2 separate regions of the Homo sapiens genome follow, and region 1 is linked to region 2. A link is an interaction called in ENCODE POLR2A ChIA-PET data of the cell type or tissue named here. Cell type or tissue: GM12878. All regions are shown on one strand. Links, peaks and the distances in the headings refer to the core of each region. The heading gives the core; the rest is flanking DNA. Region 1 overlaps TAOK3 (TAO kinase 3). Region 2 overlaps TAOK3 (TAO kinase 3).

What was found. Peaks named below come from ENCODE experiments on the same cell type or tissue, not always from the same donor. Only the 100,000 strongest peaks of a DNase experiment are listed, where the experiment ranks them.
Region 1: POLR2A ChIA-PET joins it to region 2 with 14 read pairs; 7 of 35 experiments call an interaction of 5 or more read pairs at or near these places.

The regions. Positions count from the first base shown.
Region 1 is chr12:118,246,132-118,254,990 of GRCh38, reverse strand. All of the region lies in intron 3 of TAOK3 (TAO kinase 3), which reads left to right. It also overlaps the pseudogene RPS2P5. Among named protein-coding and RNA genes, the nearest start is that of PEBP1, 110 kb to the right of the region's middle. In GM12878, for the core only: no CTCF peak of the experiment used is centred there; no DNase peak of the experiment used is centred there.
Region 2 is chr12:118,302,926-118,311,784 of GRCh38, reverse strand. The region is part of intron 1 of TAOK3 (TAO kinase 3); the gene reads left to right. Among named protein-coding and RNA genes, the nearest start is that of TAOK3, 66 kb to the left of the region's middle. RefSeq lists an enhancer at 3,487-3,586. In GM12878, for the core only: no CTCF peak of the experiment used is centred there; DNase peaks (open chromatin) are centred at 3,574, 3,958 and 4,544; H3K4me3 peaks cover 1,121 bases; H3K27ac peaks cover 2,660 bases.

The sequences.
Region 1 (8,859 bases), core at 358-8,357, 57 kb after region 2:
GGAGATCGAGACCATCCTGGCTAACACGGTGAAACCCCGTCTCTACTAAAAATACAAAAAAAAAAATTAGCCAGGCGTGGTGGCAGGCACCTGTAGTCCCAGCTGCTCGGGAGGCTGAGGCAGGAGAATGGCATGAACCAGGGAGGTGGAGCTTGCAGTGAGCCAAGATTGTGCCACTGCACTCTGGCCTGGGCAACAGAGTGAGACTCCGTCTCAAAAAATAAAAAAAAAAAGTTAAGAGCTTGAAGTTGAGCTTTGTGCATTTCCACTGTATGCTAAGCTCTTTCCTGCCTCAGAGCCTTATATGTGCTATTACCCCACCTAGAAAACTCTGCACATTACATCCCCATGCCTGTCCGTTCATCCTACAAGTTTTACCTTAAGTATTACTTTTGCAAGATACCCTTTACTGTTCAAGACTCCACCCCTAAATCAATACTTTATGATTTCATAACATCTTGTTCTTATATTTTGTTGCATTTATCACAGTTGTAATAAAACAATTACGTATACGATTTTTTGCTTTATATATGTCTTTTTCCCTAAATAACAAGTGTCATGAGGACAGGGTTTATGTCTATCTTGTTCATCGTTACAGACTCAAGAACTAGTATATGCCTGACAGTAGTAGGAATTTGATAAATAATGGATGGGTGGATGGATGGATGGATGGATGGATGGATGGTGGATAGACAGATAAACAGATGAACAGACAACTATTCAGAGAAAGGGACTGACAGTGATTTTTAGTGGCAATCATGTCAAGTCAGTATTTTCGTTTAAGGGGTACAAGGCTGTACCCCTAGAATCAGTTTTAGTTCCAAGAATGTGACTATCTCCTGATGAGAAAAACAAATAGCCAAAATTTTAACACAGCTTATTCACCTGAAATTCATTACATAAAATACAGTTTGTTTGTTCTTTTGTTTGTTTTTTGAGACAGAGCCTCGCTCTGTAGCCCAGGCTGGAGTACAGTGGCACGATCTTGGCTCACTGCAACCTCCGCCTCCTGGATCCCAGTTCAAGCAATTCTCCTGCGTCAGCCTTCCACATAGCTGGGATTACAGGCATGTGCCACCACGCTCAGCTAATTTTTGTATTTTTAGTAGAGACCGGGTTTCACCATGTTGGCCAGGCTGGTCTTGAACTGACCTCGTGATCTGACCACCTCGGCCTCCCAAAGTGGTGGGATTACAGGCGTGAGCCACTGCACCGGGCCCTGTTTTTTTTTTTTTGTTTGTTTGTTTGTTTGTTTTAAGACAGTCTTGCTCTGTCGCCCAGGCTGGAGTGCAGTGGCACAATCTCGGCTCACTACAACCTCCACCTCCCGGGTTCAAGCAATTCTCCCGCCTCAGCCTCCTGAGTAGCTGGGATTACAGACACCTGCCATCATGCCAGGCTAATTTTTGTATTTTTGTAGAGATGGGGTTTTACTGTGTTGGCCAGGCTGGTCTTAAACTCCTGACTTCAGGTGATCTACCCGTCTCGGCCTCCCCAAAGTGCTGGGATTACAGGCGTGAGCCACCGTGCCAGGCCAAAATATAGTTATTTAATTTAACAAATACTTCCTTAAGCATAATAGTCCATTAAAGCAAATAATAAATTAAGTACTAATTATTACCTACTTCTCCAAACTTGTAATCAAATAATTTCTTTGTAATCAAACATTACTGACTCTTCCATTTTAAGTGGTCCTTTATGTTCTGCCATCTGGATAGGGCTTATCTTTAGTTGTCCTTCCAAATGAGATTATTTTATGAATTGCATCTTTACTTTGTCCTTTTGCTTCTAGCCAAATCTTCAGCCTGGATTTTCTCTAAACTGTTTCTCAACCACTGCGTCTATGCTCAGCCCTACCATTACTTCTGCTTCCCTCACTACCATCAATAACTTGGCTCCCACTGAAGTATATTTTGTCATTAAATACAATAAAAGATTTTTCTGGCTGAAAAGGGTGCTAATTTCGGCTGGGCGCAGTGGCTCACGCCTGTAATCCCAGCACTTTAGGAGGCTGAGGCAGGCGGATCACGAGGTCAAGAGTTCGAGACTATCCTGGCTAACACGGAGAAACCCCGTCTCTACTGAAAAATAGAAAAACTTAGCCGGACATGGTGGTGGACGCCTGTACTTAGCTACTTAGCTACTCGGGAGGCTGAGGCAGGAGAATGGCGTGAACTCGGGAGGCAGAGCTTGCAGTGAGCCAAGATTGTGCCACTGCACTCCAGCCTGGGGGACAGAGTGAGACTCTGTCTCAAAAAAAAAAAAAAGAAAAGAAAAAAGGGTGCTAATTTCTTAGTTAACACTCCCTTGTTAGTGTGTAGTCAGAATATCATTTAAGGCCCAAAGTTCTGTCTTCTTTAGTCTCAGGTCCTCTTGTTAACAAAGCGTTTTTATTATAAGTATACATAAAGAAGTATATACAATATACATATCTATTTTAATATAGAACTTCAGAAAGAATTAAAAGGTAAATCTCTGTGTAAAAACACCACCCAGATCAAGAAATACAATACTGCCAGCATCCCAAAAGCCCCTCTTTATGTCTCCCTCAGTCAGAACCCTCTCCGTCCCCTTAAGAGTATCCACCATTCTGATTTTTATGGTGATTATTTTCTTACTTTTCTTTATAGTTATAACCCACTTAATCTGTACTCCTAAAAATGTAAATTGGTTTTGCTTAGTTTTGAACTTTTTAAAAATGGAAACATCTGTATATATTCATTTGTGACCTGTTTGTTTTGCTTACAGATGTATTCTTCTGTCATCTTTGCTTTCTTTTCTTCTATTATTTTAAATCTAATTCATCTTCTCAGAATCTCTCCTGGCAAGAGTCAGTCTCTATTTGACTCTTCTCATTTAAAAAGCAGCCAAGGCCGGGTGCAGTGGCTCATGCCTGTAGTCCCAGCACTTGGGAGGCCGAGGCGGGTGGATCACGAGGTCAGGAGATCGAGACCATCCTGGCTAACATGGTGAAACCCCATCTCTACTAAAAATACAAAAAATTAGCCAGGCATGGTGGCGGGCGCCTGTAGTCCCAGCTACTGGGGAGGCTGAGGCAGGAGAATGGCATGAACCCGGGAGGTGGAGCTTGCAGTGAGCTGAGATTGTGCCACTGCACTCCAGCCTGGGGGACAGAGTGAGACTCTGTCTCAAAAAAAAAAAAAAGCAGCCAAACCCTTCTTAAAGTGCTAATGTTTCAGAATGACTACAATAAACCAAGCATGCTTTGAAACTTACTAAAAGCCATTTATAATAGTGGCAAAATGAGACCTACGTTGTACTAGGCTGCAGAAGACCTAGTGGTTTATTTGCTTTTTGGGCTAAGCCCTGTCTATTTAGCTAGAGTGTGTGCGTTTTTGAAGGTGAGGACTATTTCTAATATTTGTTTACAACTCTAAAGGCTGGCACGATCTCATTTACAGTAGGCACTAAATATATATTATTTGTTGCTGATGATAGACTAGAGAAATGATACAGGTAGCAGAGTGGCATTGATAAACGTAATCATTAACTCTATAGGGCCTGTATATAAATGTGAAAAGTACAGGCCTATGTACACCCATAAAGCACTAAAAAACAGATTAAAAGGGAATTAACTGACACTGTACTATAGAACTTACGAAAAGCTTTAACCTTTTATCTGTAGTGGTCACATGGGCAGTACCTTAAAAATGGATTTTCCTGTTGGCCAAAGTAGTATTTATATAAGTTGCTTCTTACTCCGTGCTAATAGATTTTTCCTTTTGTTACTTGTACCATTATTACCAGGAAGACTCTGCTATCTCTTATTTGGACAACTATGATTGCCTGCTTTGGTCTCTTCAGTCTGTTGTGCATACCTCGATGAGCTTGAAAAAAGAAATGTAAATCTCATCCCATCCCCTTTCCCTATAAAGCCTTTAGGGGCTCTCCCTCGTTCTTAGGCCAAGATCAAAATCCCTACTATAGCCAGCCCACAAGGTCCTTCATGGTCCCTATCTCTACTTGAGCTATCTTCTCTCTCATTCTCATTGCTGTAGCTCTGATTCCTTTCTTCTGATCATCCTTCCTGGAATCTTGCGTAAACTGTTCTCTCTCGAATATTTCTCCCTTCTATTTTCACCTTCTTAACTCCTGTTCATCATTTAGCTCTCAGCCTAAACCTCATTTCTTCAGGGAAGGCTTTCCTGACCTCCCTAAGTCACATCCACCGTTGTTGGTTCTCAAAGTAACAAATACCCTTCTTTGTGGCACATATCAGAATTGCAGTTTTACATTTTGTCTTTTATTGTTTTATTTTTGTTATTGTCTATCCTCCTAGAGGAGAGATAGGTACTGGGCATATTAACTCACTATCTTATCCCTAGCACTTAGCCCAATTCCTGATAAATTGTGGGCAGCTAATAAGTATTTGTTGAATGAATGAATGATGAAGAACTCTGAGAACTTGGTACTGCTAATTAGTACTTTTCATAAGTCATAGTCATGCTGGCAAGCCATAAAGACCAGAGTCTGGCAGCTAGTATTTTTATACCTAAACACTATAATTCTGTTAGCCTCTGTAGGTCACAGCTTTTTACACTGAATGCTGCCAGGGAATAAACTTAGTGTGAATTGTAAGCTGGAACAGCTCTTGTAAAATCAATCAGCTGAGAGTATATGTTATGTTCAGAGAAAACAGAAATTATTAACTTGATGAAGTATTTCTGTGTGTTTGGATTTACGTAAGTAATTTTGAAATTTGCATCATTGGTTGGGCGTGGTGGCTCACACATGTAATCCCAGCACTTTGGGAGGCCGAGGTGGGAGAATCACTTTAGCCCAGGAGTTCGAGACCAGCCTGGGCAACATAGTGGGAACCCATCTCTAAAAAAAAAATTAAAAAAATAAAGAATAAATTAGCAGCATTAACAAATGAGGTAGTAAGAAACTGTACTAAAGGAAAACAAACAAAAAAAGGACTGCGCATGTTCATTTTTGTATTCACCTAAACACAACTCTAAAGTTTGTAGGTTTCTAGATCACCTTTGTTGAACTCAGTATATTATCCATAACCCACCTAAAGCAAATAGTTTAATTCTATCTTTCTGGATATAATTACCTTTTAGTTGGGGTTCAAAAAATAGGGCAAAAAGAAAGCTTTTTCACTTTTAAAATTTTTATTTATTCATTTATTTAGAGACAGGGTCTCTCACTCTGTCACCCAAGCTGGAGTACAGTGGTGTGATCATAGCTCACTGTAACCTTGAACCCTTGGACTCAAGCAATCCTACTGCCTCTGCCTCCTGAGTAGGTAGCTACGACTACAAGCATGTGCCACCACACCCAGCTAATTTTGGTTTTAATTTTTTTGTAGATACAGGGTTTTGCTATGTTGCCCAGGCTGGTTCCAAACTCCTGGGCTCAAGTGATCCTCCTGCCTCAGCCTCCTATTTTTTTTTTTTTTTTTTTAGACAAAATCTCACTCTGTCACCTAGGCTGTAGTGCAGTGGTGCAATCTTGGCTGACTGCAACCTCCGCCTCCTGGGTACAAGCAGTTCTTCTGCCTCAGCCTCCCAAGTAGCTGGGATTACAGACGTGTGCCACCACGCCCTGCTAATTTTCATATTTTTAGTAGAGACAGGCTTTCACCATGTTGGCCAGACTGGTCTCAAACTCCTGACCTCAGGTGATCCACCCACGTTGGCCTCCCAAAGTGCTGGGATTACAGGAGTGAGCCACCATGCCTGGCCTGCCTCCTAAATTAACATAATTTTTTATATTTGTCTATAAAATAGCAAAAGGTATAGCTGTAAAATGTTTAAAAATATAAACACATAATAGTAAGTTCTTAATAAGTATTTCTTGAATCAATGATCTTGGTAATAGTTACTGAGACCATTGAGACTATTGGAAGTATTAAGCATGAATGTAAGTTTCAAGAATAAAACTTGAAATGATAGAGGCTGTAGTCATTCATAGTACTGTATGCACTAGAAAGCTGAGACCCCATTGATACTCTCCTTTTTCTGTACTAAAACATTGATTTTTTTTTAAGTTTCTATCTAGCATGTTTTGACTTTTAGCCAGTATAAAAATTCACATCTATAGCAAAATTAACATTTGCACTAAAAAGTTCACATCTATAGAATAATCAACATGGAAATGTTTTTCAAATTTCAAGTCTCTGCCTATACATTAGGATGTGTAAGTGAGTGGAAGCATTAAGTTCTAATCAGTGATTATCCTATAAATGTAAGAAATATATTTTTATTTTAGGGTGGTTATTTTTCATGTTTTTAGGTCCAAATATAGCATTAATTATAAATAACCTTAATAAGCAATTAAATAATAATACTATCTGATTTTATTTCTGTGGGCTTTTCTATTTTTTAGTAATGGTTAATTATTTTTTAAAACCTCACAAGAAGTTAAAATTTCTCATTGCCTGAATATTTCCTAAATCTTTCTCAGGCTCCTTAAGCTGCACTATATATATTGATGCCTCAAATATCTACTTTTCAGATATAGTCCCTTTAACCTTTATTGTAATACTGAATTTACATCAGCTTTTATTTATGATTGCCATATAAGCACAGTTTAGTGTTAAAGTTTAAAAGCCAGAACAGTGTTAGAGATTTTTGTTTTTAACAAAAGTCATTCTGTACTTTCTAAATCAATAAAATATCTAAAATATGCTTTTGTGGAGTTCTGCAGACTGGAAAATTATGTCTAGTGGATAACTCATTAATATATAATAGGTACTTTTACCTTAATGCTTTTTTAAAAAAAACTCCTGTAGTACGTTATTGTGGGTTTTTTTTTTTTTCATTTTGACATTCCATAAGAATCTGTGGTCAAATTATTTGTACATACTACATTATTGTTTATTGTTTGAATTAACCGTTTTTAAAAATCATAAAGAAACCATTGTATCTGAAGAGGTTCATTTTAAATTAGTTGTATTTAAGAAAATGATTATGAATTTTTCTCTAAAATTGTTAACCTGACTTTATCAGTGAATGAATTCCAATCTTTTACTTCAGAACCACTGCGATAGCTTTATTGGTCCACAATGATAATAATGTGACAGAAGCAAAATAGCTTACTTACATTAGGGGTATGGCACTGATGCAGAGGTAATCTTTTAATGTCTTGTATTTATTTTTATGAAAATTTTAAGAAAACTAATAGTTTTAAATATTTTAAATAAGTTGAGGCTGGGAGCAGTAGCTCACGCCTATAATTCCAGTACTTTGGGAGGCTGATGCGGGCGGATTACTTGAGGCCAGGAGTTCGAGACCAGCCTGGCCAATATGGTGAAACCCTGTCTCTACTACATATATAAAAATTAGCCAGGCGTGGTGGTGGCCGCCTGTAATCCCAGCTACTCAAGAGGCTGTGGTGGGAAGATCACTTGAGCCTGGGAGGCAGAGGTTGCAGTGAGCTGAGATTGTACCACTGCACTCCAGCCTGGATGACAGAGCAAGATCCTGTCTTAAAAAAAGAAAAAAGTATGTACGTATGTATGTGTGTGTGTGTGTATATATATATATGTATATCTTGAGTAAGTTGAGAGGAAAAGACTATTACTTGAATTATTAATGGTTTTCATATGTACTTTCAATGAACTGTTACATTTGGAGTATGGAGAAGACAAGTAGACATAATTATGAGACAAGGCAACCTCTATAGATAAAAAATACACATATATACATACATAAATGTAGGCATGTATATATGTAATACAGTCTTATTATAAAATATAAGTAATCCTGAAAACCAAAGTCCCCCTTAGGATTAATCTTACTTTCTGCTGTACTGTTCAATACAATAGCAAGTAGGCACGTTAACTATTAAAATTTAAAATTTATTTTCTCAGTCACACTAGCCACATTTCACATGTTACTCTTTTGGACAATCTAGAAATAGAACTGTCCCATCATCAAAGAAAGTTCTATCAGATAGCACTGCTCCAGGGATTATCACTGATATATATTCTGGTATAAATTCTTTTATAATTTTTTTTTCACGCTTAATTCACTTTATTTTTCTTGTATAAAAACCCTATGTTGTAGCCACAGCTGGATCCTGAGTCCGCTGCACGGAGACTCTGGTGTGGGTCTTAACGAGGTGGTCAGTGAATTCCTGATAGGGAGACTTGGTAAATACAGTCTCCTTCCAGAGGTCGGGGGTCAGGTAGCTGTAGGTCTTAGAAATGGCATCAAAGGTGGCCTTGGCGAAGTTGCCCAGGGTGGCAGTGCAGCCCCGGGCTGAGGTGTAGCAGTCATCGATACCAGCCATCATGAGCAGCTTCTTAGGCACAGGTGCGGAGACGATGCCAGTGCCCCTGGGTGCAGGGATGAGGCGCACCAGCACAGAGCCGCAGCGGCCTGTCACCTTGCAAGGGACAGTGTGGGGCTTGCCGATCTTGTTCCCCCAGTAGCCTCTGCGCACGGGGACAATGGAGAGCTTGGCCAGGATGATGGCCCCACGGATGGCGGTGGCCACCTCCTTGGAGCACTTAACACCCAGACCGACGTGGCCATTGTAGTCCCCGATAGCAACAAACGCCTTGAACCTGGTGCGCTGGCTGGCACGGGTCTGCTTCTGCACTGGCATAATCTTCAAAACCTCATCCTTGAGAGAGGCCCCCAGGAAGAAATCAATGATCTCTGATTCCTTAATGGGCAGGGAGAAGAGATAGATCTCCTCCAGGGACTTGATCTTCATGTCCTTGACCAAGCGGCCCAACTTGGTGACGGGCATCCACTCCTTATCCTCGGCCTTGCCTCCGCGAGCTCCGCGGCCTCGGCCCCGGCCCCGTCCACGGCCGCGACCCCGGCCCCGGATGCCACTGCCGAAACCTCCGCGGAAGCCACCGCGGTTCCCCATCCCAGG
Region 2 (8,859 bases), core at 337-8,336:
AGTTTATTGGCAGTATGTTCTGACACAGCATCCATTGCTATATGACAACTTTTATTCTCTGAAAAGAGTTCTTCACCTGCCATTTCTTTTTCCCATTTCTTAGTTTTGTTTGGTTTTTAAATACTATCTTTACATAGATCTAATGCTGTTTTTAAAAAAAAAAAATTATTCAACTCTAAATGAGACTTATTCTTTGTCTCTTGGGATTCCTATGAGGAAGGGCCAAAGGCCATGTTTCAGGCTAATAAGAGTTTTCCCTATCTCATGGTGAAAATCCTTATAACAAACTTATTTGTGAGCTCTTTCTTTTTTTTCTTTTTTTCTGAGACAGAGTCTCTCTCTGTCACCCAGGCTGGAGTGCAATGGCACAACCTTGGCTTACTGCAACCTCTGCCTCCCAAGTTCAAGCGATTCTCCTGCCTCAGCCTCCCAAGTAGCTGGGATTACAGGTGCCCACTACCACACCCAGCTAATTTTTGTATTTTTAGTAAAGACAGGGTTTCACCATGTTTGTTAGGCTGGTCTCGAACTCCTGACCTCAGGTGATCCACCTGCCTCGGTCTCCCAAGGTGGTGGGATTACAGGCATGAGCCACCATGCCCGGCCCCTATTTGTGAATTCTTTGTGCCTTTATTTTTACTGAGACAACAATGTACAGTTTTATTTCATTAATTTTGAAGGAAAGGCCAGTATAAACCTTTGCTGGACACAGTTCATTAATTGTACTTTAAAAGTGCTACATGAATACCTATGAAACACTGTAGGGTCATAGAATCTGTAGATATCTACACAAACTTTGTAGATATAGCCAGTAACTATTATTTGTGGATATAGATTAAAATAACTATTATTTGTGGGGGAATAATGTAGTTGCAAAATGTCTTATGAATGTGATTAGTTTTCCCACTGCCCTAAAACTCTAAGTCCAGAATATATTAAGGCTATCTACACTACACGGTTTACACATTCTTGACTCCATTTGACCTCCTGTACTTTAAATCCTTCCTCCATATTCTCCCTTATAACAGAAGAAAAAAGCTACCAACATCACCAAGCAGATGTGGTAAACCTATTTATATAATAGAAGGATGATTATAAACATTTAATAAATTATATCAAATAGATATTATATATTAAATGGGCAGATAATAGAAATCTGTCCAAGCAAAACTCTGGATAATTTTTATGTTGCCTTATTTTTTGTTTTCTGTGAACTCCAAGAAAAATGAGATACCAGTTTGGAACAGATGTAATATTGCTGATTTAACAGTTTAGGGATACTCCCCAAGTTCAATAATTTTGCCAAGATACAAATTTAAATGGAACCTTTTATGAAGCTTCATAGTGTGTGAAGAACTTACCTTGTTTATATGTTTGAAGACATACATATTTCACATTTCAGAAGAGTCTATACATAGCTCACCAAATATCAAAACCACCTTGTTAGAAAACATTAAGGTCTGTCTTATTTATTTGTTCATTTATTTATGAGACACAGTCTCACTCTGTAATCTCACTCTGTTGTAGAGGTTGAGTGCAGTGGCACGATCACGGCTCACTGCAACCTCCATCTCCCTGACTCAAGGAATCCTCCCACCTCAGCCTTCCAAGTAGCAGGGACCACAGGTGCACGCCACTATGCCCAGCTAATTTTTATATTTTATTGTAGAAATTGGGTTTTGCCATGTTATTCAGGCTGATCTTGTGGCCTCAAACTCCTGGGCTCAAGCGATCTGCCTGCCTCAGCCTCCCAAAATGCTGTGATTACAGGTGTGAGCCACCACACCCAGCCAACATTAAGGTCTTAAGCTAATTATGAGAAGGGAGGGAGTTGCCTATGGGGGGAAAGAATAAGAAAATGGTAAAAGAAGAGAAACAGGAAAACTCAGGTTTTTGAGCTACAATAATAATTGTGGATAATCTGCTACCCAGCACATAGCCAGGAGGAAGATAAAGAAAACCACCATGTGGCGGGGCCTGATGACTCAGGCCTGTAATCTCAGCACTTTGGGAGGCTGAGGCGGGCAGATCACCTGAGGTCAGGAGTTTGAGACCAGCCTGGCCAACATGGTGAAACCCCATCTCTACTAAAAATACAAAAATTAGCCAGGCGTGGTGGCAGGCGCCTGTAATCCCAGCTACTCGGGAGGGTGAGGCAGGAGAATCTCTTGAACCCGGAAGGCGGAGGTTGCAGTGAGCCAAGATCGTGCCATTGCACTCCAGCCTGGGGGATAAGAGCAAGACTTCATCTCAAAAAAAAAAAGGAAAGAAAACCACCATTTGAGCCAAGAAGGGAGGGTAGATTTGCAGGGAGGAGGGCAGTTGTTTCAAGAAATAAAATTGAAGAGATGCAACTTAGAGCTGTAACTCATTTGTACATCTGAGAACTTAGGATGTCCATAATTTGGTTTTTACAAAATCTACCCTAGAAGGTTGGCTTTTTTTTTTTTTTTTTTTGGAGACAGTCTCACTCTGTTGCCCAGGCTGCAATGCAGTGGCCCGAGCTCGGCTCATTGCAACCTCTACCTCTGGGTTCAAGCAATTCTTCCTGCCTCAGCCTCCCAAGTAGCTGGGATTACAGACATGCAGCACCACGCCCAGCTTATTTTTGTATTTGTAGTAGAGATGGGGTTTCGCCACGTTGGCCAGGCTGGTCTCGAACTCCTGACCTCAGGTGACCCGCCCTCCTTGGCCTCCCAAAGTGCTGGGATTACAGGCGTGAGCCACCGTGCCCAGTGACATTTAAAATAATATAATTCAAAGAGGGGAAAGAAAATGTTTTAAGAACTAAATTTGAGTGCTCAATTAATTACAACCATACAGGCTTTTTTTTTTTTTTTTTTTTTTTTTTTTGGAGACAGAGTTTCGCTGCTGTTCCCCAGGCTGGAGTGCAGTGGTGCGATCTCAGGTCACTGCAACCTCCGCCTCCTGGGTTCAAACGAGTCTCCTGCCTCAGCCTCCCAAGTAGCTGGGATTACAGGCATGTGCCACCACGCCTGGCTAATTTTTGTATTTTTAGTAGAGACAGGGTTTTACCATGTTAGTCAGGCTGGTCTCAAACTCCTGACCTCAGGTAATCCACCTGCCTCGGCCTCCCAAAATGCTGCCATTACAGGTGTGAGCCACCGCGCCCGGCCAAATTACAGACTTTTCTACACCGTCTACATTCTCCCAAGACCATTTTTGGGCAGCACCCTTGCCAGGTAGAAGTACTGGTATACTGGGAAACATGCTGCTATCCTAGGAGTCAGATGACACTCATAAAAATCAGAATAATAATAACTGATTTTCCTGCCTTACTGGGTTGTTAAAATAATTGAATTTGGTTAGGTATGTGAAAGTACTTTATACAAATGTAAATGTTTAATTTTTTTTTTAAGTGAAAGCAAGTTTATTAAGAAAGTAAAGGCATAAAAGAATGGCTACTCCACAGACAGAGCAGCCCCGGGGGGTTGCTGGTTGCCCAGTTTTATGGTTATTTCTTGATGATATGCTAAACAAAGGGTCTATTATTCATGCTTCCCCTTTTTAGACCATATAGGGTAACTTCCTGATGTTGCCGTGGCATCTGTAAACTGTCATGGCATTGGTGGGAGTATAGCAGTGAGGACGACCAGAGGTCATTCTCATTGCCATCTTGGTTTTGGTGGGTTTTGGCCGGCTTCTTTACTGCAACCTGTTTTATCAGCAAGGTCTTTATGACCTGTATCTTGTGCCTACCTCCTATCCCATCCTGTGACTTAGAATGCCTTAACCTTCTTACATTTACAGATATAACTGTTTAATGTTGTTATTTTTTAAATGTAAAAAAAAAAAAAAAGTAGTCAAACTTGCCAACAGCTTATTTTAAGCAGCTATTGGGAACAAGTACCAGTAACTATCATGTAGTGTCAAACCCTTTTTCGCTATGGCCAGTACAGATGGTAACAAGTCTACAGACTACTCATTGGAGCAGTATGCAGCTTAACATTTTTAGTGTTTTAGTAATAAGATACCATTTCCGTGGTTAGAGAGTCAGCATTCAGAACTTTTGTTTTTTAAGGAAAGAACTTCCGGAACTTCATTAACAGTTCATAGAGGATACCGAGACCTCTAGCTGGCTAGCTAGTGGTAGAACTCTAGTATCAAGTGCTTGGAAATTTGTCTAGCAGTGGAAGGAAAGAAGGGGTAGCTGCAGCTGCTATCCTAAACCCTGCAAAAACACTTATACATACACAGCCTCATTTTTCCCATTGCGACCTAATAACTGAATGCAACAGTTTCTGTTTCCAGTTATGGTTCTCTTTCATTCCTGTTTAAAACAAAGGCAGCAGGTCAAGAAACTAACTAAATGTGACTAGTTAGAGGAGAAGATGTGAGGGTGGGAGGGGGAGTCAGGGAAGAAGGAGGACACAGAGATAGCAAATCCATCATCCCTTAGAGGTTAGGCCAACAAAAATAATTGAATTCCCGTGGGAGCCTAAGGTCAGAGTTAGACTACTGGTTAGATCTGAGAGCTTTGCTTTCTGTTTTACAAATGATTTTAAAGAGAAAACTATGAGGACTCCAGAGATGGGGGGGGGAAGAGGAGGCGGGAAGGTTGATTCATAAAGTGGTAAAAAACCGTGCTCAAAACCTCATTGCTTCTTGCACAATTGGTCAAGAGATGTGTCAGCAATTCCTGAGGCAATGATATAACCTGTATAGTTTAGTAATGAGAATCATTATTATTCTATTTCCACATAATTACTGATGTTTTTTGAACTATCTAGAACTGTGTTGTCCAACATTGTAGTTTCTAGCCAAAGAGCTATTTAAATGAAAATTAATTAAAATTAAACACTTAAAAATTCCGTTCTTCTGTTGCACTAGCCACATTTCAAGTGCTTACTAGCCACATGTTGTTAATGGCTACCATTATTGGATAGTGCAAATGAAGTGATAGACTATTTTCTTCATTATGGAGCATTCTATTTGAATGTACTGATGAAGCAGAACAAACTCTGAGAGCAAAAGTTTGATGTTACTACTTTACAATTGAATGATTAGTTTAAGTCCAAAGTACAATATATAAAATTATCTTTTAACTATGGAACCTACCATTGTGGCTTAGTTACTCTAAGTATCAATAATATTTCTTCAGTGAACATTAAGGTCCACTAAATAAAAGTAAGGACAGATCTATGTTAATTTTAGACTCAAGAACTTGAGGGAAACATGTATGGATTTTTATAAAAATTATGAAACGTTTCACATCCATTTACAATCATGAAGAATATAAGTCAAAAAGAAAAATTTAAACCAAGTGTTGAAATAATTAAAATTATAAGCTGGGTGAGGAGGCTCACCCCTGTAATCCCAGTATTTTGGGAGGCCAAGACAGGAGGATCACTTGAGCCCAGGAGTTCGACACTAGCCTGGGCAACATAGTGAGACCCTATCTAAATTCTAAAAAAATTAAATAAAAACATAAAAAATAAAGTTAGCAGTAAATAGGAATAGAATAAGAAAACTCCAAATGGAGGGAGAGGATCAGAAAAAACAACTATCAGGTACTATACTTAGTTCCTGGGTGACAAAATAATCTATACACCAAAACCCCATGACACCAGTTAACCTATATAATAAACTTGTATGTGTGCCCCAAACCTAAAATAAAAGTTAAAAAACAAAAACCAGCAGTGGTCGAGCTTTAAGAGAAAATAAATTACTCTGAGTATCCAGAAAAAATGACACAGAATCCTTTCTACATTCTTTATTATTTTATGAAACATGGTGTCCTCTTGTAAATATCTGAAAAGTGATTTCTATCCTATGACAGAAGAAGACTAACCTCTCCAAAGCAGCAGAGGAGAAAATCGAATGGCAATTGAGCCAACTTTTTTTTTTTTTTTTTTTTTTGAGACGGAGTCTCGTTTGCTGTTGCCCAGGCTGGAGTGCAGTGGCGTGATCTCAGCTCATGCAAACTCTGCCTCCCAGGTTCAAGCAATGCTCCTTCCTCAGCCTCCCAAATAGCTGGGATTACAGGCACCCGCCACCACACCCTGCTAATTTTTGTATTTTTAGTAGAGATGGGGTTTCACCATGATGGTCAGGCTAGTCTGAATTCCTGACCTCAAGTGATCTGCCCACCTCTGCCTCCTAAAGTGCTGAGATTACAGGCGTGAGCCACCACGCCCAGCCGCCAACTTTTTGACATGCATAAAATAGTAAAAAATTAACAGTTAAATACTTAACAGTTGATATATATGTTCTCTATAGAATATCACATTTAATTATGTCATTTGTTAGTAGTAGTGGATTAAGTTTATTTTTATTATTTTTTTGTTTTTTGAGACAGAGTCTTGCTTTGTCACCCAGGCTGGAGTGCAGTGGCACAGTCTCAGCTCACTGCAACCTCCGCCTCCCAGGTTAAAGGGATTCTCCTGCTTCAGCCTCCCTAGTAGCTAGAATTACAGATGCATGCCCGGCTAATTTTTGTATTTTTAGTAGAGACAGGGTTTCACCACGTTGATCAGGCTGGTCTTGAACTCCTGACCTCAAACAATCCTCCCGCCTCAGCCTCCGAAAGTGTTGGGATTACAGGCATAAACCACCAAACCCGGCGGGTTAAGTTTATTGAATGCTTATTCTATGCATGCCACCTTGTTTAACACATTACATACACTATCTTATTAAATCCTGACAATAAACAATCCTGTGCTCGATATATTTATTATATTATGTCCTTTGTACAGATGAGGAAACTGAACCTTAGATTTGAAACCTGCCATATGGTTAGTTAGGATTAGATCTGGGATTTGAACTCAGTTCTACTTTAATCATAACCCGTGTTCTTAACCATGGTTGCTTTTCCAGATAGCAGGCTGAAGACTACACTCTTAAGCAGAGGATTTAAACATAAATCTTTTTCACTCCAGGTGTCGTGTTGTTTCTCTTTGCCATTTGCCTTTCATAGCAACGGAAAATGAGGGAATAACTGTAATTTTATAATATCTAATGAAATTATTGGCATCCCTATAAGCACAATCAATTTTCATAAGTTTAGTTCATATCAAGATTTAGGAACATTATCTGAACAAATTGCTAAAAACATCACAAATTAGGACAAACTGAAATACAAGTTGTACACATATAACATTCAAAAAGCAAAAGCCTTAAAGCAGTGTAGATAATATGTATCAGTGGCTTCTTATTTCAGATTACATTTTTTTTAAGAGAACATTGTAACCATGCAAAGTTGTTGAAGAATATTTAGGGATTTCCTTAGTGTAAGCATAAATTATGGTAATTTTTCTAAACTGGGGTATGAAGAAATAATCAAGTTATCATACGAAGAAGTCTAGGAAGAGGTAATTAATAATTCAGCACCAATTGGTGAAGGCTTCTTTTTGGTTAATATTATATATTTTGTAGTCGGCCTAGTTCAAACAGCCTGTGTCTCTTCCCTGAGACCTTTGAGGGTTCTAGTTCTTGGTATGAGAAATATCACTAAATGAGAAATTTCTAGAGAGCCAAAATTAAAGGGGGAAGTATGTGCTCTTTAGTTTTCTTCAGTGGAATTTACCTCTAAGTGAATGAAATGTAATTCAGCCCGTTGAATCACTGAGCTATTTTATTGCATTGGAACTCATAAAAGAATTTCTTCTGAAAAACGTGCTTGCCTTTTCAACAACTTAAAACCATAGTCTATTCATTCACCTCATAACCAAGTAGTATAGATAATGACTTCACTGAAACAGTGCCAGACTCTCTTCAGCAAAGTGTTGTTGGCATGAGGGAGGCAAAAGGAAGGGCAAGACCAGGAGTGTAAAGAGAGAAGTTACCTGAACTTTATTTATTAGTATTTAAAATATGGGACCAGGCATGGTGGCTCACGCCTGTAATCCCAACACTTTGGGAGGCCAAGGCAGGTGGATCACCTGAGGTCAGGAGTTAAAGACCAGCCTGGCCAACATGGCGAAACCCCATCTCTACTGAAAATACAAAAATTAGCTGGGTATGCTGGCAGGTGCCTGTAATCCCAGCTACTCAGGAAGCTGAGGCAGGAGAATTGCTTAAACCCGGGAGGTGGAGGTTGCAGTGAGCCGAGATCATGCCATTGCACTCCAGCCTGGGTGACAAGAGCAAAACTCCATCTCTAAAAAATAAAATATGAGAGCAGTAAGGGAAAAATTAAAAAGTAATATGCAGTGCTCCCCTTCAAGAAAGTTATGGCCTAGAGAGAAACCAATTCTTAGAACATAATATGAAGTTTGTAAATGGACGTTAACATGGCGAAAACAGTGCACAGATAAAAGTCAATGCAAAAGAAATGTCTCATAGCATTGTTCTATTGTAATGGAGTTGATTAATTTATTCAGACTTTTGGCAAGTGTTCTTTGCACACGTACATTCTGCCAAACATTGTTTCAGGCATTGAAGATGCAACAGTGAACAAAACAGATTGAAAATCCTGTCCTCATAGAGTTTACATGCTAGAAAGGAGAGAGAGAAAATATGCAAATTAAGTGAAATACCTATTTTATTAAAAGGTGGCAAATGCTGTGAAGCAAAAAAACAGAGGAGGAGGATAAGGAATGGGGGCTGATTTCAATTTTAAGAAGAGTAAATAGGGCTTATAATACATCTTTTATTAAAATCATATTAATCTATGGAAGCTGAAGTTGAAATAGGGCCAAGCTGAAATAGGGCCACTTCTCTAGTGACAGAATAAGTGAAAGGAATTCAGTAAAGGAATGAGAGTGGTGTCAGGTACTTTGTTTATCCACTTTCTGGTCTTGATATTTTGATTGTTTGGGTGGGTGTTTAGTAGTATATTTGGTTTTTTGGTAGAGTCAAAATGGAGTGGTGGTACTGAAGATAGAATAGTGCACGGTT